Regions from separate parts of the Homo sapiens genome. Here region 1 is linked to region 2. The links are chromatin loops, found by intact Hi-C in ENCODE. Cell type or tissue: B cell. All regions are shown on one strand. Each heading gives the region's core, and the rest is flanking DNA. Links, peaks and the distances in the headings are about the cores only.

The links. Peaks named below come from ENCODE experiments on the same cell type or tissue, not always from the same donor. Only the 100,000 strongest peaks of a DNase experiment are listed, where the experiment ranks them.
Region 1: a loop joins it to region 2, with 13 times the contacts of the local background. A loop is called at or near these places in 44 of 110 quality-filtered maps.

What each region holds. Positions count from the first base shown.
Region 1 is chr2:231,607,224-231,621,914 of GRCh38, forward strand. It overlaps LOC105373928 (a long non-coding RNA gene), which reads left to right and starts at 4,543. Exons shown (of 2, transcript XR_923987.2): 1 at 4,543-5,662; 2 at 5,749-6,362. RefSeq lists silencers at 21-221, 6,966-7,345, 13,801-14,001, 13,895-14,189 and enhancers at 5,066-5,315, 5,209-5,855, 5,856-6,501, 5,986-6,075, 6,086-6,135 and 4 more. In B cell, for the core only: CTCF peaks have their summits at 5,484 (motif pointing right), 5,686 and 7,023; DNase peaks (open chromatin) are centred at 4,768, 5,518, 6,708, 7,588 and 2 weaker places; H3K4me3 peaks cover 2,767 bases; H3K27ac peaks cover 3,177 bases.
Region 2 is chr2:231,773,380-231,788,070 of GRCh38, forward strand. PDE6D (phosphodiesterase 6D) reads right to left here and starts at 7,903. Exons shown (of 5, transcript NM_002601.4): 1 at 7,686-7,903. The coding sequence starts at 7,735. It overlaps COPS7B (COP9 signalosome subunit 7B), which reads left to right and starts at 13,066. Exons shown (of 7, transcript NM_022730.4): 1 at 13,066-13,159. RefSeq lists enhancers at 7,070-7,149, 7,700-7,929 and silencers at 7,093-7,316, 7,440-7,489, 12,704-12,783, 12,794-12,973, 13,064-13,323. In B cell, for the core only: no CTCF peak of the experiment used is centred there; DNase peaks (open chromatin) are centred at 7,032 and 8,102; H3K4me3 peaks cover 2,504 bases; H3K27ac peaks cover 2,097 bases.

The sequences.
Region 1 (14,691 bases), core at 2,714-10,713, 170 kb before region 2:
ACGCTGCCCAGTACTTTCCCATCAAAGACCAAGACCACAGAACACTTCCAGAAACGCTTCCAGAAATGCTCAATCCTGCCAGCACTGGAAGTTTGCCTGCCTATTTTCAGCTGAAGAACACTTGCTCTTGAAGAAAATGTAGCAGGGCTGTCTACCTAAGGTGAAATGTACCAGCTGACAGATGAGAATCTGACACTGATCAACATTAAAACAATATATAAGAACAAAAGTCAAGGGCATGTTTGTGGCCTCCTAGAGTCCACATCATGCCCATGATTTGTCTCACTCTGCCCTCGGAGAGCCAGAGGAGGGAACTTCTGCCTTGGCCCACCTGGGTTTGTCCCCACCCTGGAGTCAGGCCATGTCCACTCCCCTTCCAGTCTCTGCTGGGGTCCCTGCATGCCCTATGCTCTCTTCCAGCTTGTCTGAATCCTGCCCTCCAGTCTGAGTGCCACGTGGGGGGCAGCTTGCTGGGATGCCCGATGCCCCACAGAACTGCAGGGCTGCTGGCCTCAGACAATATGGCCCTCCGCTGTCAGATCCCTCCAGAGATGGCCTCAACTGGAAGAAATGCCTCTCAAAAGCCCACATCTCCCTTTCTTGGGTTCACTCAATGACTGGCGAGCAGTGGCATCCTGATGAGTGACAAGGCAGGTGGAAAGATCCAGCCCTCTTGCCTCAACTCAGGACAATAATACAAGACCCACCGGGCGCAGTGGCTCACGCCTGTAATCCCAGCACTTTGGGAGGCCGAGGCGGGTGGGTCACCTGAGGTCAGGAGTTTGAGACCAGCCTGGCCAACATGGTGAAACCCCATCTCTACTAAAAATACAAAAATTAGCTGGGCGTGGTGGTGTGTGCCTGTAATCCCAGCTACTTGGGAGGCTGAGGCAGGAGAATTGCTTGAACCCAGGAGGCAGAGGTTGTAGTGAGCCGAGACTGTGCCACTGCACTCCAGCCTGGGTGACAGAGTGAGACACTGTCTCAAATTAAAAAATAATAATAATAATAATAATAAAGAGTAATACAAGACCATCCCTGCTCCAGAGCTCCCCTTGGGGTCAGCAGGGCCTTCCAAGTTCTCCCTCTGCCCCTCCTGTGCCTTCCCCCGGAGATGCTGACCCCAGGAGCACTCCCTGATGAACCTCCTGCCTGGCAGTCTCCCTCTCAGAGCTGGCTTTCTAGGAAAGCTGACCTGCCTCCACGAAGCCACGTCTCTCCTACCTGGGGCACCTGTGGGCGCCTCCCACCTCTTCAAATGCCCTGTAACAGTCATCCATTCAGCAGATCCTCACTGAAGGCCTACTATGCACCAGATGCTGTTCTGGGTGCTGACGGTAAAGCAAAATGAAGCAGACACCCCTGCCCTCATGGAGCTCAGGCCTGCAGATGAGCAGGCAAAAAGCAACCAAAAATTTAATGTGATGACGTTAAACATCATACCACAGAATGATACAACAGAGAATCTGATTGTGGCTGGGGGCACCTGCTTTAGAACAAACTTCCTCTGGGTCAAGAAGGGTCTCTCTGAGGAGCCACGTCTGAATCAGAGGCCAGTTCCTCGATAAGTTGAAAGATGAACATTAACCAGGCAAGTTCAAAGGCTCTTGGATGGGAAGGAAATTGAGGTGTTGGATTCAAGGGAACAAAAGTGAAGCTGATGACGGGAGATGAGGTGAGATGTAGGACCAGAGGGCCGGGGAGGTTGCCTCATGCTTGTAATCCCAGCACTTTGGGAAGCCAAGGAGGGCAGATCACTTGAGGTCAGGAGTTTGAGACTAGCCTGGCCAACATGGTGAAACCTCATCTCTACTAAAAATACAAAAAAAAAATTTAGCCAGGCATGGTGGCGTGTGCCTGTAGTCCCAGCTACTTGGGAGGCTGAGTCATGAGAATCACTTGAACCTGGAAGGCAGAAGTTAGAGTGGTCCGAGATCATGCCCCTGGGTGACACAGTGAGACTGTCTCAAAAAAAAGAAAAAAAGAAAAAAAGAAGCAGGACCAGAGGATGCAGGGCCTTGAGGAAGAATCTAGAAGAATCTAGCTTTTATTGTCAGTGAGGTGGGAGCGTCAGATGGTTCTAAGCAGGGCAGTCATGGAATCTTTTTTTTTTTTTTTCTTTTTGAGACAGAGTTTCGTACTTGTTGCCCAGGCTGGAGTGCAATGGCACAACCTCAGCTCACTGCAACCTCCGCCTCCTGATTCAAGCGATTCTCCTGCCTCAGCCTCCCGAGTAGCTGGGATTACAGGCATACGCCACCATGCCCGGCTAATTTGTATTTTTAGTAGAGATGGGTTTTCTCCATGTTGGTCAGGCTGGTCTCAAACTCTCAACCTCAGGTGATCCACCCGCCTCGGCCTCCCAAAGTGCTGGGATTACAGGTGTGAGCCACCGCGCCCAGCATGGAATCTTTACCTGTTTCAAGCCATCACTGGCGGTCAGACAGAAAATGAATTCATCACATGAAATACCTGCTGTTCGGCACATGAGCATTTCTGGAAGTATTTCTGGAAGTGTTCTATGGAATGGGTGTAAGGTTTTGGGTTTTGTTTTGTTTTTTTTCCCATTAGTTTTTTTTTGTTTTGGGGATGTTTTTAGAGATTGGGTCTCATGTTGCCCAGGCTGGACTCAAACTCCTGGGTTCAGATGATTCTCCCACCTCAGCCTCCCGAGTAGCTGGGACTACAGGTACGCACCACTGCACGTGGCTGAACATTAGCTTTAACCTGCATTTGTGCAATATCCTGTCTGCTGTTTAGGAGCTGGAGTCCAGCACTTGGACTTGTTTGGATCCCCAACTGCCTTGCTCTGAGTAGGTATTCAATGAACATTTGATGAGTTGATGCTTCTGTTTTAGCTATGATCTTCTGGGTTTGTTTTGTTTTGTTTTGTTTTTACACAGAATGTTGTCCAGGCTTGAGTGCAGTAGCACAACCTCGGCTCACTACAACCTCTTCGTCCCGAGTTCAAGTGATTCTCCTGCCTCAGCCTCCCGAGTAGCTGGGGCTACAGGTGCCCGCCACCATGCTGGGCTAAGTTTTTTGTATGTTTAGTAGAGACAGGCCTTCACCATGTTGGCCAGGCTGGTCTGGAACTCCTGACCTCAAGTGATCTGCCCACCTCAGCCTCCCAAAGCGCTGAGATTACAGGCGTGACCCACCTTGCTAGGCCTGATCTTCTGGTTTTGCTTCTCAAAGTGTGGTCCTCAGACCAGTATCCGCACCAGCTGGGAGCTTGTAGGAAATGGAGAATCCTAGGCCCCACCCAGGCCTACTAAATCAGAATCTGCCATTTAACAAGATCCCCAAGAAATCCTAATGAATGGTAAAGTTTAAGAAGCACTTCTAGAGGGCAGAATAACTCAAGGGCCTCCGAAAAACCCGTAACAGACAGCAGGAAGTGGGCAGGGGTTAAAAGAGAGGCAGCCCTTAAGCCCAGCTGGGATGGAAGAAGATTTTGATTGGAGGTAAGAGAAGGTACATTCCAGGCTAAGACAAGGCTGGGAAGGAGGAGGCAAGTGTGAGGGTGGAGGGCCAGTGGTCTGAAGCAGCCAGCCCCAGGGGCCAGCAAAATGAGGAGGTAGAAATTCCCAGAAAGGCAGGAGACACCAGTTGCAGTGGCTCACGCCTGTAATCCCAACACTTTGGGAGGCCGAAGCGGGTGGATCACCTGAGGTCAGGAGTTGGAGACCAGCCTGGCCAACATGGTGAAACCCAGTCTCTACTAAAATACAAAAATTAGCTGGGCATGGTGGCAGGCACCTGTAATCCCAGCTACTGGGGAGGCTGAAGCAGAAGAATTGATTGAACCCGGGAGGCGGAGCTTGCAGTGAGCTGAAATTGCACCACTGCACTCCAGCCTGGGAGACAGGGCAAGACTCAGTCTCAAAAAAAAAAAAAAAAAAAGGCAGGAGAAAGCTCTCTCAGAGAGCAGCCCCTCAGATGGCCAAACAAGACTGGGGAGTTAGGTGGTGTGAGGCTGAATTCTGGCTCTGCCTCCCCCTAGCTGAGTGACCTTGGGCAAGTTATCATACTTAACTCTCTGAGCCTCTACAAAGTGGGGATAATAATAGATGTGCCAGCTGTTGGGGGGGCAGGAAGATTAAATGAGATAACACATATAAAACGCTTGGTACAGGAGAAAGGTGGGGAGCGCTCAGTAAATGGTAACTGTGATGACGAATAAAGTGCGGGCTGGATTGGGAAGGCCAGGAGGGGGCACTGAAGGCTTTTGAGACGGGGAGTACTGCAGCCTGTGTTTTAGGGAGATAAATCCAGCGGGTGCACCAGAGACAAGGACAGGGGCATGGCCAGAGGCTGCGGGCAGATGGGAGGTTGGTGTAATAGGGGCAAGACATTGAGAGGTGCCTTGGAGCTCAGAGAGGGGGAAGCAGCTGCCCTGGGGCAGAGAGAGGCTGGGGCAGGATGGCTCTGGGCTTCTAGGCTAGGAGGTGGGCTGAGGGCAGGCAGGCTCTGGGAGAGACGTGCTGTGGGAAGTGTCTGGCTGGGGTGGGGTGGAGAGGGGGGCTTCAGGGGACAGCAGAGAGGGGAGGTCTGAGGCATGGGGAGGATCAGGACCAGAGTCAGAGAGAAAACTTTCAGCCACAGGGGTTTATGGATGCCTCAGGATAGGTGAGGCTGCTCCCAAGAAGGAGGTCCTGAGGGAGCAGGAGGTGAGCTCAGCTGCACACAGAGGACTCAGTTGGGGAGACTCCCTCAAAAGTGGCAGCCACCCTGAGTCACTAAGTCTGTGACTCACCTCTGGCAGAGAGGAGGCAGGACAAGTAACAAAGCTGGTGCTTCCTGGGATGTTATCTGTGGGCCAGTCCCTGGTTTGCAAATCCCTTCCGTGCATGAACTTATCTAAAGCCCTATGAGGTGGAGCTAGTACCGGCACTATCCCATACTGCAGATGGAGAAATTGAGGCCCTGTGCGGTGGGGGTTATTCCAGACTCTTCGGCCAGGACACAGGCATTTGGCTAAACCTAGTGTTTGTGGCAGGGTCTGTTCTGATTGGCCGATGCCTGTCCTACTGGTTAGTCAATGTTTTGAAGGTCACCCTGGTTACACAGCTGGAGGAGGCAGAATCCCAACTAACCCCTGGGGCTGGAGCCCTGGTCTGAACCAGGATCCTCTCTCCGTCTAGCGCCGCAGCGCACCTCAGGACAAGTAATGTGCGTCGAAGGGCTTTGGAAACTGCAAGGCACAGTATAAATAACAGGTTCCTTCATTCCTCCTGGGCAGGAACTTTGGCCTCAACAGTTCCTTCTTTGTTGAGGCCAAAGAAGCTGGGCCATGAGAAGGCAGAGGAAACGCTGCTGTGGGGAACCAGCATTCTCTCTGCTTACTCAACGGGGAAAGTGAGTCAGAAGGGAAGCCTCCCTGAGTGGAGCCCCATGGTCAGCCCCTGGGAGGTTCTCACGTGCCAGACGCCATCCGGCACTAACCAGGTTAGCCTGGACTTGTCCCCAGGGCCCGTCCAGGCTCTCCTGCAACTGGCCACCAGGGGGCGCCGCTCCCCCAGCCTTCCTCTTACTGAACCTACCCCCCACCACCCCCCCAACAACCTGCTCGCGAGAAACCAGGCCTTGGAAGGAGTCCCGGGGAGCAGGCACCAGAGACTTTGAAAAGTGGCAAAAACGCGGGAGATGCTGAGTGGAGGTGGGAGTTCGTCCCTGCCCCACTGGGAGGGAGAAGGGAAGGGGGGACGGAAACCTACATATACCCATTTTCAATTCCCAAACCAGCCCTGTGGAGGAGTGCCTGCTCCCATTTTACAGATGAGGAATTTGAGGCCCAAAGATGTTGGGTAAGATCAAGAGGCTAGGGACAGGCAGCGCTGCGTCATTTGCTTCCAAGGTCAGTTCCTAATGGGACCACAAGCAAATGCTAGCTCATTTGGCCCTGTTGCCTAGCGGGGTCTCCCCCCCCGCCCCCCGTTGATCCTATGTTCTGAGTCGTGGCCAACACCACAACCTATTCCCCCACTGTGTTCCAGCAACAATTCCAGCTGCCCCTTCTCCAACCTGAACTTTCTGGAAGCCTGGGCACCTGCTTCATTGTTTTCCAGGGACCCCCATCAGCCACCCATCCCACACCCTCCCCATCTGGGCAGAGCCGGGAGCCCCCTCTGCAGCCCTGTCCTGCTTGACATCCCTTCCCCACCCCAGGGACCCCGCGGGGTCAGGCTTTGCTCCTCGACACCCCACGGTAGGCAGCAGCACGAATAAACAATGGGACATTTGAACCAGGAAGAGCCTGTGGTTGAGGCCAAAACAGGCACCAAGGTTTTCTCTCAGCTCCTACCAACTCCTTTTATGGCCTCTGGGCCCAGTTCCTTCTTCATAAAAAGTCAGAACTGGAAAAGGCCTCGAGTCACTGGGTCCAACCTGAGCCAACACTTTCCTTTTCTATAGAAAAAACCCGTCGTGCTGCCTCCCCGGCTCCAGCCAGGTTTACAGCACCAGGATCTGGGCCGGCAGCGTCCTTCACCGGAGGGAAATTCTAACCCTGGGGCGGGACCTGGGCACGTCCGCCGGGGAGGCCCAGTCCCTGCACCTGTAAAATGGGGGGCGGGCCTAACCGTAGCTTCTTCAAAGGCCCCCCGCCCCCAGCTTGAGGTTCTGTATCTAGCCCCAGGGACCCGCCCTAACGAACATCTATTTCGGCCCCCTCTGTCCAACCGTTTCCTTCCCTCTGCCCTGAGAGCTGTAGGCAGCTCGCGTGTGTGGGCGCACGTGCGTGCAAGTGATCATGTGTGTGCAGGAGCCGGTGGCGGCCAGACGCAACTCGGCACAGGCGTCCGCGCCTGGCTCTGTGCGCGCCCCCGAGATGCCGGCCTCCCCTAGTCAACCAGGTGGCCGTGTGCAGCCCCGGGTGTGCTCCGCGGGTACCAGCCCGGGCCGCTCGCCCCTCGCGGCCGACAGCACGCGGTGCGCGGCATCTGGAACGTGGGAGCTTCTGGTTCCCAGTCCCGGAGACCAGCGCCCCCTCCCCGCCAGGGATTTTTTCTGCTCCGCGAGGCGCGCTCCGGGGCGGGGGCCGAGAGCAGCCCCGCCCGGGCCGGCCTGCTAGGGCGGCGAGTCTGCCGGGAGCGCGCCGCCCCCACCCAGGCGCCCCGATGGGTTTTTCCATGACTGCATCCGGCCTCGGGCCGCCTTTGTTCCCGCCGTCCCCGGCCTGCCCGCGAAGCGGCCCGCCTCTCCCTGCGCGCCTGGGATTTTCCAGGGCTCAATTGGAGCACTGGCGAGCCGCCTCCCCGCCCCCAGCCTCCCCTGCCCCGGCTGCCCCCGAGTCCTGTTTCAGGGATCCTAGCCCTCTCTCCAGACGCGCTGCTCTGTCCACTGTCCCCGCCTCCAGGACCTGCGTCCTCCCAGCCCCACATTTGTGCGCAAAGTTGACGGTCACCGGGCCCGCGCGCTTCGGCATCTCGCGAAGGCGCTGCCCGCGCCCTGAGTCCTTCCCTGGGGCTGTACGTTGGAAAGGACAGAGGTCTCCTCTGCTTCGCAGTTGCAAAAGGCTTCACGTTTTCACCAAGGGGCAGATGGGGCAGTAGGGGCCCTGGGAGGCCTGGTCCACCAAGGAGGGGGAACCCGCGCGCGCGCGCGCACGCACGTGGCCCGGCGCGCCCGGGAGACCTCCGTGTGATCACCGCGCGCAGCAGCTCCCGGGCGGAAACACCTCCCCCCTCCACGGGAAAGTGGGCTCAACCGGGGGCGGAAAGCGACACGGCTGGGGGACGACTACGTGCTCCCTTAACCCCCTTCCCGCTGTCAGTAAGGAAGTGGAGATAAACCGAAGAGAGGCCTTGGAGAAAGGAGCAGGGCGGGGTGAGGGAGTTGTGGGGGGATTATTTGAGAGTGAGGTCAAGCTCAAGAGCCCCAGGACCCTCTCAGATCCCCCGTGCCCGTGGGAACTGCGCGTCCGCCACCGATCCTGCCCGCGCCGGGTTGAGTTCAGTTTGTGTCTCCGCGCGCTGCGACTTTGCGCGCCTGGGGGCCTCCCAGCTATTGCCTGGCTATGCTGGCGGGAAAAGTGTAAGAAACGCTGTTTGCCCTGCAGGAGAAGCCAGATACGCATGGGGTGCTTCAGGCTGGGGAAAGGTGCCTGCCTCTGTGGGGTTTTTGGAATCCCAGGTGGCGCCCTTCCTACAGCCCGGCAGAAGGCAGCCATGCCTTCAGGTGGGGAAAGATCTGGAGGTGCGGGTGGGAGGAGGACGAAGCAGGAGGGACACCCGGATCCGCAAAGGGTCAGAGACCCAGAGCTGTCTTGCTGTGCCAAGTGAGAGGGAATGCCCCGTCGGCAGCTTTGAGCGCCAGCTCCCTGGCCTAACCAGTCATGAGGGAACGGGCAGGCTGCTCTGGAAGGGCCCTTCCTCCAGGTGTCCTCTTGATCAGCTTTGCCTGCTCTTTAAGGTGTCCCTGTGTCTCGGCCGCCTCCCCTCTCGACCCTCTTTTTTGCTCTCAGAGGCAGCACACCAGTCCCCATCCCCAACCATCCCAGGATGAGAATGTCTTGGTCCTGGCCGGGCGCGGTGGCTCACGCCTGTAATCCCAGTACTTTGGGAGGCCGAGACGGGCGGACCACGAGGTCAGGAGTTGGAGACCAGTCTGGCCAACATAGTGAAACCCCGTCTTTACTAAAAATGCAAAAAATTAGCCGGGTGTGGTGGTGTGCGCCTGTAATCCCAGCTACTCGGGAGGCTGAGGCAGGAGAATCGCGTGAACCCGGGAGGCAGAGGTTACAGTGAGCCGAGATCGTGCCATTGCACTCCACCCTGGGTGACAGTGCGAGACTCCGTCTCTAAATAAATAAAATAGGGCCAGGCGCGGTGGCTCACGCCTGTAATCCCAGCACTTTGGGAGGCCGAGGCGGGCAGATCACCTGAGGTTGGGAGTTCAAGACTAGCCTGACCAACATGGAGAAACCCCGTTTCTACTAAAAATACAAAATTAGCCGGGTGTGGTGGCACATGCTTGTAATCCCAGCTACTTGGCAGGAGAATCGCTTGAACCCTGGAGGCAGAGGTTGCAGTGAGCCGAGATCGCGCCATTGCACTCCAACCTGGGCAACAAGAGCGAAACTCCCTCTAAAAAAAAAATTAATTAATTAAAGGAATTAAAAAAAATAAAGCCTTGATCCCACACCTGGGTTCCCTGCTGCTCACAGGATAACTCAGATGCCCTTTGCCCTTGTAGAATTGGTGGGAGATTCCAGGAGCAGAGGCACAGCCCCTGGCTGGGGCCCAGCCCTGCCATAAGGGGAACTTTAACCGAGATACCTGCTTCCCTCCTCCATCAGTCCCCTCAACGCCATAGCAACAGAGGCCTTCAAGGTGCACAACTCCTCACCTAGTATGCTAACTGATATTGACTAGACCGATCAGACAAGCAGGCCCTCCTTAGACTCACCTAAAAATATTGGGGTGAGCAGGATGCCATCCAGTTCCCAAAATGATAGCACTCTGGCATCTCCTTTCTTCTTCCCTCACCTTGCACAGAGGAGTAAGTCATGTTTAAGATCTAGTCAATTCCGGTGGTGCCAATAGTAATGGTGCCAATTCAAGTGGTGTCAGATGGTTTCTACCTGTCCTCCCTGACCAGGGCCGGCCTTGGGGCAGCAGGAGAGAAAAAGAGCCCGTTGGCAGGTGCTTGATCCCAGTTGTGACTCCCATAAGGGGGCAAACATCAAAAGTTCTGTCACTCAGAGATGAGGTGATTGCACCACTAAATCCTATTTGCTGTTCCTTCATCCTCAGCTGTCATATCGACTGCTCACCCTTCAATCTCCATGTCCTTGCTCAGGCTGAGAATATTCTATTTTTGTTTTGGAGACAAGATTGCACTCTGTTGTCCAGGCTGGAGTGCAGTGGTGCAATCACGGCTCCCTGCAGCCTCAACTTCCTGGGCTCAAGTCATCCTCCTGCCTCAGGCTCCCTAGTAGCTGGAACTACAGATGCGTGCCAACACACCCAGCTAATTTTTTGGATTTTTAATAGAGATGGGTCTCACTATGTTGCCCAGGCTGGTCTCACTCCTGAGCTCGAATGATCTTCCAGCCTCGGCCTCCCAAAGTGCTAGGATTACAAGTGTAATCTTAAGTCCTGGCCTGAAGCATTATTCCTCTTCATCACCTCCCACCTACTCAAACATACACTTTCCAGAACTTTCCTTCTAGTCAGAATGTTTTCTCCTCCCTTTAAAGGCAGAGTTCGGGAAAGCAGAAACAAAGAGAAATGCTTTGATCTTGACGCATTCTAAAAATGGAATTAAACTTCCAATAGTGATAGCAAACAGTTAGTATTTGCTACTTGCCAGGCTGTTCACATATGTTAATTCATTTAACCCACATAACCACTCTGGGAGGTGGGCACCATTATCACTTCCATTTTAGAGATGAGAAAACAGGCACAAGAAGTGAAGCGACCTGTCCAAGGTCACACAGGCAGAGGCTCAGCTGGGAGTTGACCGCGGCAGCCTGGCACAGAGCCTGTGCTCCTATACTGTGCTAGTAAAGTGTTGCACAGGCATACTCAGGAAGTGGTGTTCATATACATAGCTCGTCTGTAGAGTAGGAGGAAAACAATAGGTGCTGGGGTTTAGGAGACATTTTTCTTGGGAAGAGTCACATTCGTAACGGCGATGTCTGCTGCAGTTCCCACTTTGTGGCTGTTACAGTTGTTTTATGGGTTTTTTAAATCACAGCTGTCAACTGAGAAATGTATGCCAGTCAGATCATTACCCTGATGGAAGAAAACTCCAAGTCCTTCCAGCAGTAATGTGCATCCTATAATATTTCTTCATTTCATATTTATTGACCCACTTGCCTGTGCCCAGTGCTGTAGCAGAGGCTCGGGGGAACATTCTTAGCAGGAAGAGAGCTCACTTCACCATCTTCTTGGGGAGACAACAAGTACATCCATGTAACAATGATACCTTCAGTTGCCAAAGGGAGCATTTCAATTGACCAGCAGCTAATATCTGATGAGGACCCGTGGCTGACCGACATGAAGGTGGGCTCATGATCCCTCTGGTCTCCATGCCCTTCTGAGACGCCCCCCATTGGGTGTGGGTGGGGCCTGTGACTTGCTTCTAACTAACAGAATATGGCAAAGGTGACAGGATGGATGTGACTATGTGTACGTTATATGAAATTGTAATGACAGTTTTGCTAGGATGCCTCCTTCCTTGTTGGCTTACGAGCAAGAAACTGATGCCCTCAGTCCAACAACCTGCTCGTAGCTGAATTCTGCAAACAAGTACACGAGCTTGGAAGAAGATCCTTCCCCAGTGAAGCCACAGATGAGACCCTAGCCCTGGCCTGCACCTTGATCACAGGCTTGGAGAGGACCCAGTTGAGCCATGCTCAGACTCCTGTAAGAAAATTGTGAGATAGACTGGGTGCGGTGGCTCACGCCTATAATCCCAGCACTTTGGGAGGCCGAGGCAGGCGGATCACCTGAGGTCAGGAGTTCAAGACCAGCCTGGCCAACATGGTGAAACCTCATCTCTACAAAAATACAAAAATTAGCTGGGCATGATGGCAGGTACCTGTAATCCCACCTACTTGGGAGGCTGAGGTGGGAGAATCACTTGAACCCGGGAGGGGGAGGTTGCAGTGAGCCGAGATGGCACCATTGCACTCCAGCCTGGGTGACAGAGAGACTCCGTCTCAAAAAAAAAAAAAAAAAAAAAAAAGAAAAGAAAAGAAAAAGAAAATTGTGAGGCCGGGCATGGTGGCTCACACCTGTAATCCCAGCACTTGGGGAGGCTGAGGCAGGTGGATCACAAGGTCAGGAGTTCGAGACGTGCCTGACCAACATGGTAAAACCCCGTCTCTACTAAAAATACAAAAATTAGCCAGGTGTGGTGGCACACGCCTATAATCCCAGCTACTCAGGAGGCTGAGGCAGGAGGATCGCTTGAACCTGGAACCTGGAAGGCAGAGGTTGCAGTGAGCCAAGATCTCGCCACAGCACTCCAACCTGGGCGACAGAGCAAGACTCTGTCTCCAAAAAAAAAAAAAAAAAAAGGCCAGGCGAGTTGGCTCACGCCTGTAATCCCAGCACTTTGGGAGGCCGAGGTGGGTGGATCACGAGGTCAGGAGATTGAGACCATCCTGGCTAACACAGTGAAACCCCATCTCTACTAAAAATACAAAAAATTAGCCGGGCGTGGTGGCGGGTGCCTGTAGTCCCAGCTACTCGGGAGGCTGAGGCAGGAGAACGGTGTGAACCCGGGAGGTGGAGCTTGCAGTGAGCCGAGATCACCTCCCTGCACTCCAGCCTGGGCGACAGAGCGAGACTCTGTCTCAAAAAAGAAAAAAAAGAAAGAAAGACAGAAAAGAAAAAAGAAATTTGTGAGATAATAAATATGTGTTTTTGTTAGTTTGTTTCATTTTTGTAGAGATGGGGTCTTACTATGTTGCCCAGTCTGGCTGTGAATTCCTGGACTCAAGTGTTCCTCCTGCTTCAACCTCCTAAGTCTCTGGGACTATAGGTGTGTGCACCCGCACCAAGCTAAGTGCGTATTGTTTTAACCCTCTACCTTTGTGGTGACATTCTTATGTAGCAACAGAGAACCAATATAGAGCCTATTAGGTAAAAAGTCCTCTGTGGGGCTGTTAGACGATACCAAAAAACATAAGGAAGCCAGCACTTCAGGAGCCTCCCAACAGTCAAGGTGAAAAAGAAACCACAGCATACTTTTACTATTTGAAAAAAGAAAATGTTTTCAAAGATTGAACCCAGACAGCCATAGTGGCTCTCGCCTGTAATCCCAACACTTTGGGAGGCCAAGGTGGGAGGATTGCTTGAGGCCAGGAGTTTGACACCAGCCTGGGCAACATCATGAGACCTCCATGTCTACAAAAATAAAAAATAAAGAGGGAAACTGGCTCCTGATTCTAAGAGGAATTTATCATGTGGACAGTATCTATGTACAATCCGTGAACAGAGCATTGAGTCTGTAGGGGCTGGACCACCTGCAATTCAAGAGTCCTCCTCATGCTGATTCCTTTGGGTCTGACCTCCTGCCACATCACACCCTCCTGCTTGTTGCCCTCCTCCTGGACTGCCCTTCCTTCTCTGCCCATTGCCTCCTACATTCCAAAGACCAGCTGGGACCTGTCATTCCTTCTTCAAAGCCTTTAATTCCCAAGCAGAATTACCTGCTTTCTCCCTGAACTCCCAGATCACTGTTATCAAAGACATAACATTGTATTATTCATTTGTCACTGTTTTTATTGAGCATCTGCTAAATGCTGGGCCTCCTGTTAGGTGCAAGAGACACAGTCACAAATGCAGCACAGGGCTGTCCTTGGGGGCCTACAGCCTGTGGCACCGTGGTCATGGCCCCATCCTTTCCTCCATATAGGGCCTGTCCTCTCTTTGCAACCTTGGAGCTAGCGTGACACACAGCAGCCTCGAGTCTCAGCATTTGTGAAATGAATGATTGAGGCTGTGCAGACCTTTCTCTGCTAGCTCACAAGCAGTTGCTGCCTTCCTGAGAGGCTTTGGAGAAAGTGCTAGCTTAAAATATGTCCCCAAGTAGCTGAATCTGTAGGATATCATGATTCTGTGGTGTCCACGTGAACTCAACATTCAACCTGTCGAGAGCAAAAGTCAGCAGAAACTGACTTCGTTTCCCTGTTATTGATATGAGGCTGTGGGGGCTCACTGTAATTAATCAGTAGGGTCAGCCGCCTTTGAAGGTTACTCGTTGTTCCTCATAGCGGCATCTCCGCAGTATGGATGGAGATGCGGAACATCCCGTGGCAGTCATCAGAAATTTATGCGTCTAATTGATCTGAAAACTGAAGGAATTTAGCAACAAGTTAAGACGGAAGGCGACCAAGGTGTGGCCCTATTAGCTTTGTTGCTCAGCACATAGCCCCAGGCATTTACAGGAGGGGCCACACAAGTCCTTTGTCACTAGTCCTTTGTCACTAGCGGCAGCCTCACCTGAGAAGACCTCCAAGGGTGCTGCCTGTACCGTCAGGAGGTGGGGAGTGTCCGAGGGCCCTGGAGTGCACAGATCCGCCCTGGAGGGTAGCCATGGGGACAGCCCACTCCATCCTCCCACCCCTACCCCGACTTCCTGGCCTTCCCAGGCAAATGTAGGCCACCTTGTGTTCAGTTTCCTGGAGAGTCTCCTTTCCCCAGCATCCGGGTCCCCAGGGGAGGGGTGACAGCTACCCCTGTCCCCGATCTGTGGGGCCTGGCCGCCTTCCGCAGGGCTGCGCGCCATTCCCGCATCGTGCTGCGTCTTGGATGATTTTCCTGGCTGTGACCCAAGCACCTGGAGCCTCCATTATCTGTGCTCAGAATTTCCAAGTCTCTCCAAAGTCCTCCAAGGAGAACCCCCGCCCCACCCCCAGACACTGATGCGGGCCTCCAAGAGTTTGTTTTTTTGTTTTTTGTGGGTTTTTTTTTTTGCAGTGTGACAAGGTTCCTGGAAACCACGGGAGTTTTACTACATTCCCTGGGACTTGTTTACCGGAGATGCAGATTGCAGCGGCGGTGGGTGCGGGGGATGAGGGGGGCGGGAATGAGCCTTCTCCCCAGAGCTGGGGAACCTGTTTCTGTTTCTGTTTCATCATTGTCTGGTCTGTCCTCGTTGCCTCTTAGGCAGAGCTGATGCCCCATTATAATCTAAGCTGCAGGAGAAATGGTCTCAGAAATGGGCTCAAAA
Region 2 (14,691 bases), core at 3,692-11,691:
TCTGGTTGCTTTCCAAGACTTTGGGTTGTCAGACAAAACCTATATTATGGGAAATAATAAACCTCAAATTCATTTTTAACATTTGGCCAAGGCAACTGTACCAGGGAATACTGACTTTCAAGAGAAGTTCTACAGTCGACTTTTCTTAATATGTCTACTATTCTTATTCTTTATTCTAAGTGAGTAAATAGAAGATGTAAAGCCAACTGTTTTTTGATTGGAAGCAAAGTCAAGGATTAAGGTACTATGAGAAAGAAGATACAGGGATTCCAGGACCAAACTATGGGAGAAGAAATGTAAGAAAACAAGTGAAAGATGCTTTCAGAAACCTTCTGAGCCCAAACTCTTTTTGCTAACCTGCCATAAATTAGAATGAGATTCATTTTCTAGACAAGATAAACATGAGGTATATATCAATGCTTATTGAATCATTTATTCAGAGGCAAAATGGAAATACGATAGTTTTTCAGTAAGAAAATATAACTAGAATGAAGGCATTAGTTATATCTCAGAGAAATAAGTAGCTTTACAATCATATTAACACTATTGTCATTATTATTATTATTATTATTGAGATGGAGTCTCACTCTGTTACCCAGGCTGGAGTGCACTGGCGTGATCTCGGCTCACTGCAACCTCCACCTCCTGGGTTCAAGCAATTCTCCTGCCTCAGCCTCCCGAGTAGCTGGGATTACAGGTGCACACCACTACGCCTGACTAATTTTGTATTTTTAGTAGAGACGGGATTTCACCATGTTGGCCAGGCTGGTCTTGAATGCCCAAACTCAGGTGATCCACCCACCTCGGCCTCCCAAAGAGCTGGGATTACAGGCATGAACCACTATACCTGGCCTGTCATTATTATTAGTAATTATTAATAAAATGAATGGCAGCAGATATTACTATATGCCAGGCCCTGAACCAAACATCTTTTATGCAGTTTCATTTAATTCTCAAAACAACCCTCTGATAATATGAGATACAGATGCTGAGGCTCAGAGTCTGAGTGTTCTGTTGAGAGTCACAATAGCAGAGGCAGTAAGTCTAAACCTTGGAAGTGAGCCCATACTCTCAACCACTGTGCTATATACTCTACTGCAGTAATGTGTAAACATTTGATAGATACCAATTACTTTCTACAGACACTACACACACACACATAAACCAAATGAGAGTGCCCCTTTCCCTCAATGTTGTGAACACTGAATATTATCTTTTTTTTTTTTTGAGACTGAGTCTCTCTCTGTCACCCAGGCTGGAGTGCAGTGGTGCAATCTCGGCTCATTGCAACCTTGGCCTCCCAGGTTCAAGTGATTCTTCTGCCTCAGGCACCCTAATAATAGCTGGGATTACAGCTGTCCACACCATGCCCAGCTAATTTTTGTATTTTTAGTAGAGACGGGGTTTCACCATGTTGGCCAGGCTGGCCTCGAATCCCTGACCTCAAGTAATCCGCCCACCTTGGCCTCCCAAAGTGCTGGCATTACAGGCATGAGCCACTGTGCCTGGCATCTTTTTTTTTTTTAATAAATTTTTATTTTTATTTTTTTTGAGACAGAGTCTCACTCTGTAGCCCAGGCTGGAGTGCAGTGGTGTGATCTCAGCTCACTGCAACCTCTGCCTCCTGGGTTCAAGCAATTGTCCTGCCTCTGCCTCTTGAGCAGCTGGGATTACAGGCGTGTGCCACCAAGTTTGGCTAATTTTTTGTATTTTTAATAGAGAGGGAGTTTTGCTATGTTGGGCAGGCTGGTCTCAAACTCTTGGCCTCAAGTGATCTGCCCACCTTGGTCTCCCAAAGTGTTGGGATTACAGGCGTGAACCACTGTGCCTGGCCTAATTTTTAATTTTATTTTCGTACAGTGCCACTTTCAGGATATACATATATATTATCAATCTTTTAAATCTGTGTCAATTAATTGGGAAGAGATAGTCCATTATTATTATTATTGACAGGGTCTCACTCTGTTACCCTGGTTGGAATGCAGTGGGGCACAGTCTTGGCTCACTGCGACCTCCACCTCCCAGGCTCAGGTGATCCCCTCACCTCAGCCTCCCAGTAGCTGGGACCACAAGCATGCACCACCACACCTGGCTAATTTTTGTGTGTGTTTTTTTTTTTTTTTTGTAGAGGCGGGGTCTTGCCATGTTGCCTAGGCTGGTCTCAAACTTCTAGGCTCAAGCAATCCACCCACCTTGGCCTCCCAAAGTGCTGGGATTACAGGCATGAGCCCCTGCACCCGGAAGATAGTCTATTATTTTAACAAGGTTGAGCATGTCCTCATTTATTCATTGGTCATCTGCTTTTTCTTCTAGGAACTGCTTGTTCATATCCTTTGTCCACTTTGAGTTAAATGCTTATCCTATTGATTTGTAGGCAGCCATTTATATTCTGGATATTATAATATCTGACGTATAAATGAATTAAATAAATAAATGGAGACAATAAGCCAATATTAAAAAAAAGCTACATTACTACTCTGTATCTTATACCAAAGAAAATTCAGATGGATTAAAGATAATGAAATCATAAAAGCATAATTCATTCTTATGGAAGTCTGTCAGTTTCTTGTTAATTTAATAAAGTTATATTTTTATGTTGATGAAAAAGCTATTCAAATAGGCAAAACAGTAGATACAGACTATACTAGAAAGCTAGTATAAGAGTACTGTGACAAATGCTAGGTGCAGTGGCTCACGCCTGTAATCCCAGCACTTTGGGAGGCCTGAGGTCAGGAGTTCGAGACCAGCCTGGCCAACATGGCGAAACCCCCTCTCTACTAAAAATACAAAAATTAGCCGGGCGTGGTGGCAGGTGCCTGTAATCCCAGCTACTTGGGAGGCTGAGGCAGGAGAATCGCTTGAACTCCGGAGGTAGAGGTTGCAGTGAGTTGAGATCACATCACTGCACTCCAGCCGGGGTGACAAGAGCAAGACTCCGTCTCAAAAAAAAAAAAAAAAAAAAAAGAGTACTGTGACAAATCTGTCAGTGAAAGCAACTGAAAGTAACTATCTTTGGAAATCATAAACATGGTAAATCTATTATTAAGTGAACAAAGTAAGTTACAAAGTGATATTTACAATTCCATTTTTATAAAAAACACATTAAACATTAGCTACATTAGAAGGCTATATTAAATAATATTTACAAAGGTCACTCTAGGTGGCTGGCGTTTGTAATAGGAAAATTAAATAGAATTTTAAAAAATGCATTGCTTTTGAAGATATTCCTTCTAAACAGACATAAAGCTGGTTAAGCTTCTGGAAAGAAGGGACTGTAAGTTATTCATTTTTGTATCCTTCAAGTGTAGAGTGCCCTATACATAATAGTCACCCAACAGACCTTTGTTGAAGGAACGAAATGGGAAACGTGGGATTTACAAACATCAATCTCTATGTCAGCTGCTTAAAATAATCAAATCCAAAATATTTGCAGGAGAATCATATTGTTCCCCAAGTAACATTTCATTCATAACATTAATTTACAATTAGGAAATGTTATGCTTTTAACAAACAAGAAAGAAATGCAAGGTTCTTAATGTGTATGAGAGCCTTGCATTTCTTGAGAGGTAGTATAGCGCCACAGTCCAGTATAGCTCTTAACCACTATGCTATATTACCTTGTATGGATCTAGGGATCCAGGAAAATACAAATCGAAACAATGTGTTGTCCAAACTGGCAAAAATAAAAAAGATTGACCTAGTCAACGTGGAAAACTGAGTACTATCAACACTGTTGGCAGGAGATCATAATGGTGCTCTTTTTGTAGTGATAAACTCTTCTCACAAAAACAGATACTCTGAAAGAGGTAGGGTGAGATGGGGTGAAGGTGATACAAGAATAAAATCTTATAAGATTTTGTTTTTGAAACAACTGATGGCAAATACAAAGCTTCTACTGAATTCACTCAGACCATGCCTAATTTATGCATACAGTATTCACTTTTATGCAGTATCTTTAAATTTTTTTTTTTTAGAGTTGGGGGTCTCGCTATGTTGGCCAGGTTGGTCTTGAACTCCTGGCCTTGAGCAATCCTCCCACCTAGGCCTCCCAAAGTGCTGGGATTACAGGTGTGAGTCACCATGCCCAGCCAAGTCCTCATGTTTCTATCTACTATGGGCATATGGGCAAGCTTCCATGTGAACAAAAGGGGCACATATTTGTAGGGACCTTAAACACACATATTATGTTAGTCACAGACCATTCTATTGTAAACTATACTAAATCATATTATAAAGCTATAATAATTCAATCAAATGTGTATAGGTACAAGAAGAGACAAATAGATCAATGAAACAGAAATAATCCAAAAAAAAACCTATGTCTTATGAAAATTTAGTATATGACAAGGATGGCATTTCAAAACAGTGAGGAAAAGATGGACTAACTACTTAGTAAATAGTACTGGAACTATTGGCTATCCAAACAGCAGAAGTACTTAGATGTCTACCACATACCAAATGTGTAAATACGTTCCAGGTGGATTAAAGAGCTAAACATTGAAAAGAGAAGAAAAGATAGGATATTTAGTTAATCTTGGGATAAGAAAGATCTTTTTAAACAAGATACAAAATGCAAAAGCCAGATGGCAAATATTAATAAATTTGAGGCCAGGCACGGTGGCTCATGCCTGTAATCCCAGCACTTTGGGAGGCAGAGGCAGGCAGATCATGAGGTCAGGTGTTTGAGAACAGCTTGGCCAACATGGTGAAACCCCATCTCTATTAAAAATACAAAAATTAGCTGGGCATGGTGGCATGCACCTGTAATCCCAGCTACTCAGGAGGCTGAGGCAGGAGAATTGCTTGAACCTGGGAGGCGGAGGTTGCAGTGAGCCAAGATTGCGCCACTGCATTCCAACTTGGGCAACAGACCAAGACTCCGTCTCAAACAAATGAAATAAAATAAATTTGAAATGACAATTTAAAAATTCTGTTCAACAAAAAAGGAGACAATACATTGAAAGAAAATATTTGCAAAATACATAATAGGCAAAGGATTGATATTACAATATGTAAAGAACATCTACAAATAAGAAAAATAAACAATAGTAAAATGGGCAAAAACAAAATTAACAAACAATTTACAGAAGAAAAAGAAATGGCCAAATAGAAGAGATGTGCAACTTCTCTAATAATAACAAGAATAACACTGGCTAAAGCATAATGCTCACTGTGGATCAGGTGCTTTTCTAAATGCTTTAGATATCAACTCATTTACTCTTACAGCCCCATGAGATAGGTACTATTATTTTCCCCATCTTACAGATAAGAAAATTGAGGTGAGGTTAAAGCAGTTGCTCAGGGACACACAACTAGGAGCGCAGGGCTGGAATTCCAATGCAGGCAGTATAGAGACATAGTCCAGTATAGCTCTTAACCACTATGCTACATTACCTTTTCATGGATCTAGGGATCCAGAAGAATACCAATTAAAACAATGTATCATTTGTTATCCAAACTGGCAAATAAAAAAGACTGACCTAGTCAACGTGGAAAACTGAGTACTATCAACACTGCTGGTGGGAGAACATAATGGTGCTCTTTTTGCAGTGATAAACTATTCTTACAGAAACAGATACTCTGAAAGAAAGTTCAGAAAATCTATTTACCCAATAAAAGGTGGACAATAGTCAGTTTCTTACTAAAACATTAATTTTACTTTTTCCTGAAGGTAGTAGCATATCTTAACATTCCTGCTTTTCTTTTCTCTCTTACTCCACAAATGCCCAGTAAAGGCTACCAGAGGATGAGCACGCCACTGCTCTCATGCTAACTTTTTGATGTGGCTGCTTCCCTTGTGCTTCAGGATTTAATCAGCTCAGGTCAAGCTTTTCCCAAAAGCCTGTTTCTGGATGCACTAACATCACTGAATCGGTTGATTCGCTTTTCCTTCCAGTGGGCTGACACAGATTCTGCTTTCTGAAACTCTTTTCCGTATTTGTCTCTTATCCTCTTTCTCAACAGGTTCAAGAGCTAAGACTGAAGGTGAGAAGCTCAAACTTTTCTGCTTTGTTCAAAAGCCATTAAAAAGGCCTTTCTTCTTTTCAGCAATACGGTATTTCCAATCAGATGAAAACGTTGCTTCTGAAATCTCTCAATTCTCCAGTTTCCGGTTTACTGTCTACAAAGCATGTTAAGTAGCAATATTATTACATTGTTAGATGTTAATAGTATAAATTATTTGAGGGAAAAATAAAATCCATGTCATAGCTTTTCCAGCACTTCAGTCATCCCTATATACCTATTTGATCCATTATGGAGAGAAACACAGAAAGGCACATGGAGCTATAAAAGAGGCTGCTACTAAACCAAAACATGAAAGTACTGAAAGTTTATCACAGATGGTAGTATGCAAAGGTGATACAGCCTTTAGTTTTTTTAAAAAGCATAGATCAATTTCCATTCGAAAAATCTCACTTGTACATCCAAAACTTCCTTTTTGCACTGTGGTCTAAAATGTATTACCAACTTGGTTTCTGATTATAGCAAAGCAATTAAATTTGCAAGCGTGACATGGACATTGTGAAAACGCAACAGAATACCAAGAAAACAGTGCTTTACTAAACCTCCAAGGGAGGAGCCCTGAAGTGGTGACTACCTTTTCACTGAGGGAGCAATTTAAGAACGTTCGTACTATAGATTACAGATAGGATGCATGAAGAGATTAAAGTTGGCAGGAGAATGGAAAATTTGAATATCCAAGTTTGCATTTTTTCATCTGCATCATATGGTGACAGACTAACACACTCCACGAAAACACAAAGCTTCCTTACGGAGAGGATGCAAAAGGGGCACCACAACAGGCCCGAGGCAATGATTTCTCTACCCCACTCTATCCTACCGTGGCCCCAGCGACATCACACCATTGCTGGACAGCTCCACCACAGCTAGGCATAACCGCACCGACAGGAGCGAGCAAAGACACCTCGGCTAGGAGTCCCAGCGCGAGGCACCCCACACCTAAGCCTATGGTCCTCATCTTGCTGGAAAGAAAACTGAGGCGCTGAGGGGGAAGCAGTGACCAATGCCTGAGAAGGCCAAGAGTGTTAAGACGAGGTCGATCTTGGACTTCTCTTTCCCCACCTCCCCCAACTACTCCAGTCCTGGAAGAAGCCACAAGTTTGGAAGAGAAGTTGTGGAAACCAGACGGGGGTGGGGTGCGGTGCGGTGCGGTGGGGGACCTGAGAGAGTTTTAAAAGCACTGGTATTTGTCCCACACAAGGTCGCCCGCTCCAAGTCACTGTTCCCCGCTCCCCGGGTAGGCTTATAGCCAAAGAGGCTTCTAGGCTTCGAGATCAGCCCACCGCGCCCCCTCAGCCCTTCTCCGCGGGCCGCAGCCCCATCCCGGCCTCTGGGTCCCGGCCGGGGATCGGAACCCAGCCGGCTTCTCCGACAGCGTTTCCGACGCCCGGCACCTCTCGCAGCCCCGTCCCCCAGGCTCCCCCGTCTCCACCCGCCACCCCCCGGCGCTCCCGTCAACGTCCCCTTCCTCCCTCAGGACGCCCCTTGGGGCGCCTCTCGCGCCGGGTCCCGCCGGGTGCTCGGCACGCTGTTCCTTTCCTCTCCCCTCCCGCGGCCCTTCTTCTGTGGGGCCCACCTGGCGCGGCCCCCGCCCCCGGCCAGTCTCCTCAGTGAGCGGCCGCCTCCCAAGTCCTCCCGGCCCCGCCCCGCTCCCGGACGGATACAGTTTGAAGCCCCTCAGGATCTCCCTGGCCCGCTCGTCCTTGGCTGACATGATGCGGCGGTCGCCGCCCGCGGCTTTCTCACTCTGGTCGGCGGAGCCTCGCAGACGGTGCCCAGGAGCCGAGGATGGAGCCGCAGCCCGGCTTGGAGACCTCGGGCTAGCAGCCGCAGCGGCCAGACCAGGACCGGCCTCTCTCTCCCCTCAGCTCCCGCTTCTGATCCCTTCTCCTTCCCCCTAGCCTCGCAGTGCCCTCCTGGAACCAATGGAAAGCCAGCCTTGGCGATTGGCATCTCAACCAGCCAGTAGGAGCGCGCAGCGGCTTCGCAGGGGGACTGTTAACGTCAATGGGAAGGGCCCTCCCCGGGAAGTCCCATAGGACACAATATTCATCTGGTGTTGTTGCCTAGAGTTTGTCCCAGCGGAGGGTTGGCTTCGGATCTGCAGAGGCTTTAGGGACCTGCTCCAGCCACTGAGCACACTAGCCGTCTGAGACGGCAGCTGAGTTGCACTGTGCGACGCGACAGAGACTACATTTCCCAGCATTCCAGCGGCGCACTCGGGGGACCACAGATCCCAGCGCACCACAAAGAGGCCCGGGGACTACAAATCCCAGCATCCCCTGCACTCGGTTCCTCTGTAACTTAGACTCCAGTGTGCCGCGCAGTGTGCGCAAATTCACAAACCCGCCCGCTGAGTTGGTCGTTTCGGAATCCCGAGACTTGAAACCCAACGGGAAGACCCTTCTCACCCTCAAAAGAAGATGACAGCCCGCAGAGAGTTAACTTCTGTTTACATGGAACTCAGACATCTGCAAATCATGGTAAGGCTGCAAACAACAAACAAAAACACTGATTAAACCGTGAAAGAGAACAAAATGACTTCTTCAAATCGTGCTTGTTTGTTGGTCTGAGGCGCCTTTTACATGTATTTCAGGGTTTTTTGCTGTATTCCTGGTTTGCACCGGGAGAGCTATGGATTGTATACTCAGAATATCAAAACATAAAGGGACTTTGCTAATCTATCCCCTGTTGTTACGTATGAGGAAATTGAGGCCCAGAGAGGCGAAGGGATTGGCCACAGATCACAGCAAGTTCGGGCAGAGTTAGAATTCAGCCCTAAGTCGGCTGACTTGCAGTCTGGACTCTTTGCACCACACTAAGGAGGTGATATTTTTAGCAGCATGGCAATGTGAATTATTCTCCTTGAACGGTTTTCCTATCCACTGTTGAAACACCCAGAATTAGGTAGCATTTATTTGGTGGATTTCTTGCGAGTGAGGGAGTGTGATATTTATTTATTTTCAGCCTAGGTAGGATTTGGTGTTTTGTTTTTTGCCACTCAAGGTGACATTTAATGTGATTTCAGGAAGTAGGTAAAATTACAGTGTGAGCCACGGTTTCCTTGGAAACCTCCTCTGTCCTTCTCTTGGCCTTCCTTCCTCTGCCTGTCCCCACTTTCACCCATCTGGGAACTCACCCAATTTTTTCTTCCATGTAATTCAACAAATATCTTTTCAGCCTGTTATTTGTCAGGCACTGAGTGGGTAAAAGGTGAAGGACATGGTCACTGCCACCAGGAAGATGAACATATATTTAGGGAAATAAGGAGACTCCACTGAGATTCAAGATGGAGTGTGATAAAATGGCATAAAGAAATGACATCAGAATGCTAAGGAGGCCCTGATGAAAAGGTTCATTGCAGCTGGCAAAACTTTAATGGACAAGGTGGCATTTGAACTTGAATTTTTTTTCCATGTTAAAAAAGTTTTTTTTTTGTTAATGAGGTGTAACATACAGTATGGGAACAATTTTCACATAGGTATACACCCCTGTCGCCACTACCCAAATCAAGATATAGAACATTTCTAGCACACTTAGTGCTCCCTCCCAATCAGTATTACATCCTTACATATTGAGATAATCACTCTTCTGACTGTATCACCATAGATCAGTTTTCTCTGTTCTTGAATTCCAGTTAAATATAATAATACAGTATGTACAGTATGTGTCTGGCTTTTTTACTTTATCAGTATTTTTGTGAAATTCATCCATGTTGTGTGTAGCCTTTTAATTGCTGAATAGTATTCTGTTGTATGTTTATACCACAATTTATCTTTTCCACTGTTGGCGGGCATTTGGGTTGTTATTTTTTGGACTATTATTAGCAAAGCCGTAGTGAGCATTCTTACATGTTTCTTTTTGTAGACACTTGCACACATTTCTAGGAGAGGAATTGCTAGTGTGTAGGGAGGGTATGCACATGATCAGTGATAGTAGACATTGCCAGTTTTTCAAAATGATTGTACCAATTTACGCCTTTGCCAGCAATATGAGAGAGTTCTAGGTGCCTCTTATCCTTGTCAACACAAGAGTTTTGTTGTCAGTCTTCTTAATTGTAGCCGTTCTGGCTGAATGTGGTATCTCATTAAGGTATTTATTTGCATTTTTCCTGATGTTGAGCACCTTTCAATGTGCTTGTTGGCTAGTTGAACGTCCTCTTTCGTGAAGTGCCTGTTCTTTTCCCAACTTTTAAAAATTGGGCTGTCTTCTTATTGATTTGTAGTTCTTTACAGTCTGGATATGGAGTTCTTTGATATATGCTTTGCAGATATCTTTTCCAAGGCATGGCTTGTCTTTTCACTCTCTTACTGGTGTCTTTTGAAACAAATTATATTTTTGAGGGATGGGGTCTCTGCTGTGTTGCCCAGGCTGGAATGCAGTGGCTATTCACAGGCACCAGCATTGCCCACTGCAACCTCGAACTCCTGGGATCAAGTGATCCTCCTGCCTCTGCCTCGCAAGTAGCTATAGTAAGACTATAGGTGTACTCCACTGCATCTGACAAGCAGAAATTCTTAATTTTAACACAGTGCAATAGTTCCGTGCTTTTTATTATGGTTAGTGTTTTTTGCATTGGATTTCAGAAATCTTTGCTTTTAGAGTTGGCAGGTTTTTTACAGGCTGATAGAAGAGCATTCCAAAAAAGAGCAAGCTTGAGCATAGGTGTGGTGTCTGAGAGGGAGGGTGTAAGTTGTGCCGGGCATGGGAGTTTGGACTGAGAAGGGGGAGGGGGTGGGGTGCGACAAAGCTGGAGTTAGGAGGGAGGCACACTTTGAAGGGCTTTCAGTGCAGCCACTGCCTGGGCGTGGTGGCTCACGCCTGTAATCTCAGCACTCTGGGAGCCAAGGTGGGAGGATCACTTGAGATCAGGGAAGACCAGCTTGAGCAACATAGTGAGACCCCATCTTTAAAAAAAAAAAAAGGAATAAATTTGCCGGGTGTGGTGGCACGCACCTCTAGTCCTAGCTACTTGGGAGGTGGAGGTGGTAGGATCCCTTGAGCCCAGAAGTTCAAGGCTGAGGTGAGCTATGATAGTGCCACTGCACTCCAGCCGCGGTGACAGAGTAAGACTCTGTCTCTTAAGGGAAAAAAAAACCAAAATACTAAATCCAAATTGCAGCCATGGAGTCTGGACATTGTTCTAGAGGAAGTAGAGGCATTGCTGGAATTTCTATGAAGTCACACTAAACTCACTTGTCTTCCTCTCACTCTCATATTTGTCCCTCCTCTTCCATAGCCCTGTTCACTTAACACTAGCTCTAGACAGCTCTGGCCTCCCAGCGCAGAATCCTGGGTGTTATGCTCCCTCCCTCTCCTTATATTCAACTGGTCACCAAGTCTTATAGATTCTATAGTCTAAATGTCTCCAACAGTGTCCCTTCTTTTTCATCCCCAATTGCCACTACCTTTGTTTTTGTTTGTATTTTTGAGATGCAGTCTCAGTCTGTTGCCCAGGCTGGAATGCAGTGGCGCAATTTCGGCTCACTGCAACCTCCACCTCCTGGGTTCAAGCGATTCTCATGCCTCAGCCTCCAGAGTAGCTGAGATTAGTAGTGCATCACCATGCCCAGCTAATTTTTGTATTTTTAGTAGAGACAGAGTTTTGCCATGTGGCCCAGGCCGGTCTCGAACTCCTGACCTCAGGTGATCTGCCCACCTTGGCCTCCCAAAGTGCTGGGATTACAGGCGTGAGCCACCGCGCCCGGCAACACAATCTCTTATCTAGAATAAATCGGTCACCTCACCGGAGGTTTTCCCTGCCTCCAATTCTCTCCACATCCAATCCACTCCTATAGCACCTAGCATGATCACTCTAACAAGGCAATTATTCATACCTCTCCTTAGCTTAAAAAGCCTAAGTAATTCCCCAGTACCTGGCATGTGGATTCCAAGACCTTTGATGACCTGACTCCAGCTCTGTACCCCTCATTTCTCACTCTTGAAAACCCTGGGGTCAAACCACTCTGGGTTTCTTTTTGACATCAGTATATGCTGCACAGTGCGAGCCTCTGTGACAATGGGCACTACCCCCCTTTTTTCCCCTTTTTGTCTGTTTTTTTCTTCCCCAACCTCTTCTGTGCTTCCAAAGTGTTGTCATATCTTCCCCATAGCATTTAACACATTGGAGCTTTTGAGGGTAAGAGCTTTGTTTTATCTTCATATAACTTTTCAGGACATAATAGGTGCTAAAGAAATGTTTTTGAATAAATGAATGAGTTGGTTGATGCTAGGCTCCTTTGCATTTGTCCTGTCTCATTTCTGCATTCTAACGCACGATAGGCAAATAGGGCTGTTTTTCTCTCTCATTTTCAAGACCTGAAAGACTGTGGTGTATACAGGAATCAGTTTAAGTGTTCAATTATGTGGCATTTCTTAGCCATCTTCCCAGGGGAGTTGGTAAGCACCAGATGCAACTCTATCAATGACATTTTGGTCATAGAACCATTGTTGGCTTAACCCATCTCTTGCTTATTTTAAAACATTTTCTGAATAGAGGTCAAGAACATCGTCTTCGGCCTCAGATAGCCTGGGTTTGACAAAGATAGCAAGCTTTGTCACTTTCTGACTTTTGGACTTAGTTAACTCACCTGAAAAATGGGAACAATAATACAAGCCACAGTTATGAGAATTCAACGAGATAATGCATGTACAGCACCTGGCACATGGTAAAACGCTCAATAAGTGGTAGTTAGTAGGCTTAATGTATCTCGGTGCCCAGGGGTAGCGCAGTAGCCATGGGGAGCTCCTGAGAGAGAAAGCACAGCCTAAGGGGAGGATTTGGGGCCCGGGATGGCGATGGCGACGGTTGGGCTGCAGTACCGTCTAGGCCGCATTCCTCTCCTTGGGCCCCTAGCCACCCCCTCCCCGCCTGGTTCCCGGGCTGCAGACTCTTCCCCGCCCCCTCGCTCCCACTTCCCCACCGGAGGTCGAAGGCTGTAAACGCGGCGGGTGGAACCTTGTGTGGGCGGAACGCGAGTGCAGCGGTGGGAGGCTTCCGGGGGAGCTGCACGGGCGACGGGTCGGCGGAGACAGAAAAGCGCCGGACGCCGGGGTGATCATGGACGCTTGACAACCTGCGGGCAGGCGCCGGGAGGCCGAGCCAGCGACTAAGAGGACCGAGAGGTGGCGTGGACAGGTAGGAGCTAGCGAGAGGGTGGGCCGAGCGGGGCCGGCGCTCCAGGCTCGGCCAGACGATCCGGCTTAGAGCCCGCCGCCAAGGAAGCCCGCGGCCGTGCCCGCCCCGCCCCCGCCTTGGGGAGCGCGTCCCGCGGCTCCTCACTCCACGCCTGCGGCCCTGCTTGGAGCATACCGCCCACCGTGAGGTCTGCTGCAGCTTGCGACCCTCAGCTTCAGTGCTGTGGCTGCTTTCGCTCTCCCATCCCCAAAGGCTGCTCGTTTGCCCCTCTCCAGTCCATCCAAATAGCGCCCTCCCCTGACGGGAATTTATCTCCGCTCTGTGCCTAGCCTCTGGCCCTCCCACTCCAGAAGAAAGCGACTGTCTCCGTCTCTTTACATTCTCTGCGCCCACAGGCTTTGCTCCTTAAGCCGAGATTTTTTGAAGGGACAGAAGTTTCTCTCCATTTCCCTACCCCCTCTCCACCCCCACCTCCTAACATTGGGACTCTTTGCAGAGATCCCCATCTGTCTCTTCACACGGGTCCTCTTGGAAGGGCCTTTTCGCTCCTTCCCTCTTTACCGTCACCGACCCTCCTTTCTTCCCTACTCCTTTCCTTCTTCCTCGTATCCTCTCCCCTTCTCTTTTCCCTTTCCCTTCCGTCCTCAAACTCGTTGTTCCCCAGCACTTCATTGTTTTTCCTGTGTCTGGCCGGACCTTCTTAGGTAACCCTAAGTGAGGCGACATACTTGTTTCTCTAATACTGTGAAAGGGCAACTAATCTGTGTGCCTGCCAACACAAAACTTAGTTCCTCTTGCACCAAACTATTCTTCAAATTGTTCTTTGCTGCACTCTACTATACCGTTTTTCGTTCATTTTGTCACGCTGCTCTAATATGTATCATTCTTGGAGGAGAAATCTTACCTGGAACTCCTGTACACTCAGCGTGTAATTAGATTACACAATTGAGGGACCCTCCTGTACTTAATGTCTTCGGAGCGCTGATACAATATTTTCACTGTTTTCCCAAATCTTTTTATCGTTTTCTTGAGGTTTTTTTTTTTTTACACATTCTGAAGTCACGTTTGGTTAAAATGTCGTATCAGGAGGAGGCCGAATACAGGGATTTTTCCCCATGGTCTTACACAGCATGTATGTTCTTAGTTTGAATATATCGCTACTTTTCTTTCAAAATGATGTCTCCCTTTATCTGTGCTTACTTGACTTGATTAAATGAGACATCTTTCTTGTCTGGTTTTTTGTTTTCCTTATCTGTCTGGCTGTAGATTGGATTCTGATGACACAGTGGGAGCTGTAACTGATTGCTTTTGCTTACATCCGGTGCCTCTGTGTATAGGCAGTATCCTCCATTTCTTAACCAGAATGTATAAACGAGGTGGATATAAAACAGCTGCTGAGAAACTCATGTGTTTTTCTTTAGGTCCTGGTCAGGTTTAAGGACTTAGAAGGTGTTGCCTCTGGAGGAGGGACAGGTGGAAGTGAAATGACTTTTACAAAGTGTGTTTCAAACACCAGAATTTAGGACAAGATC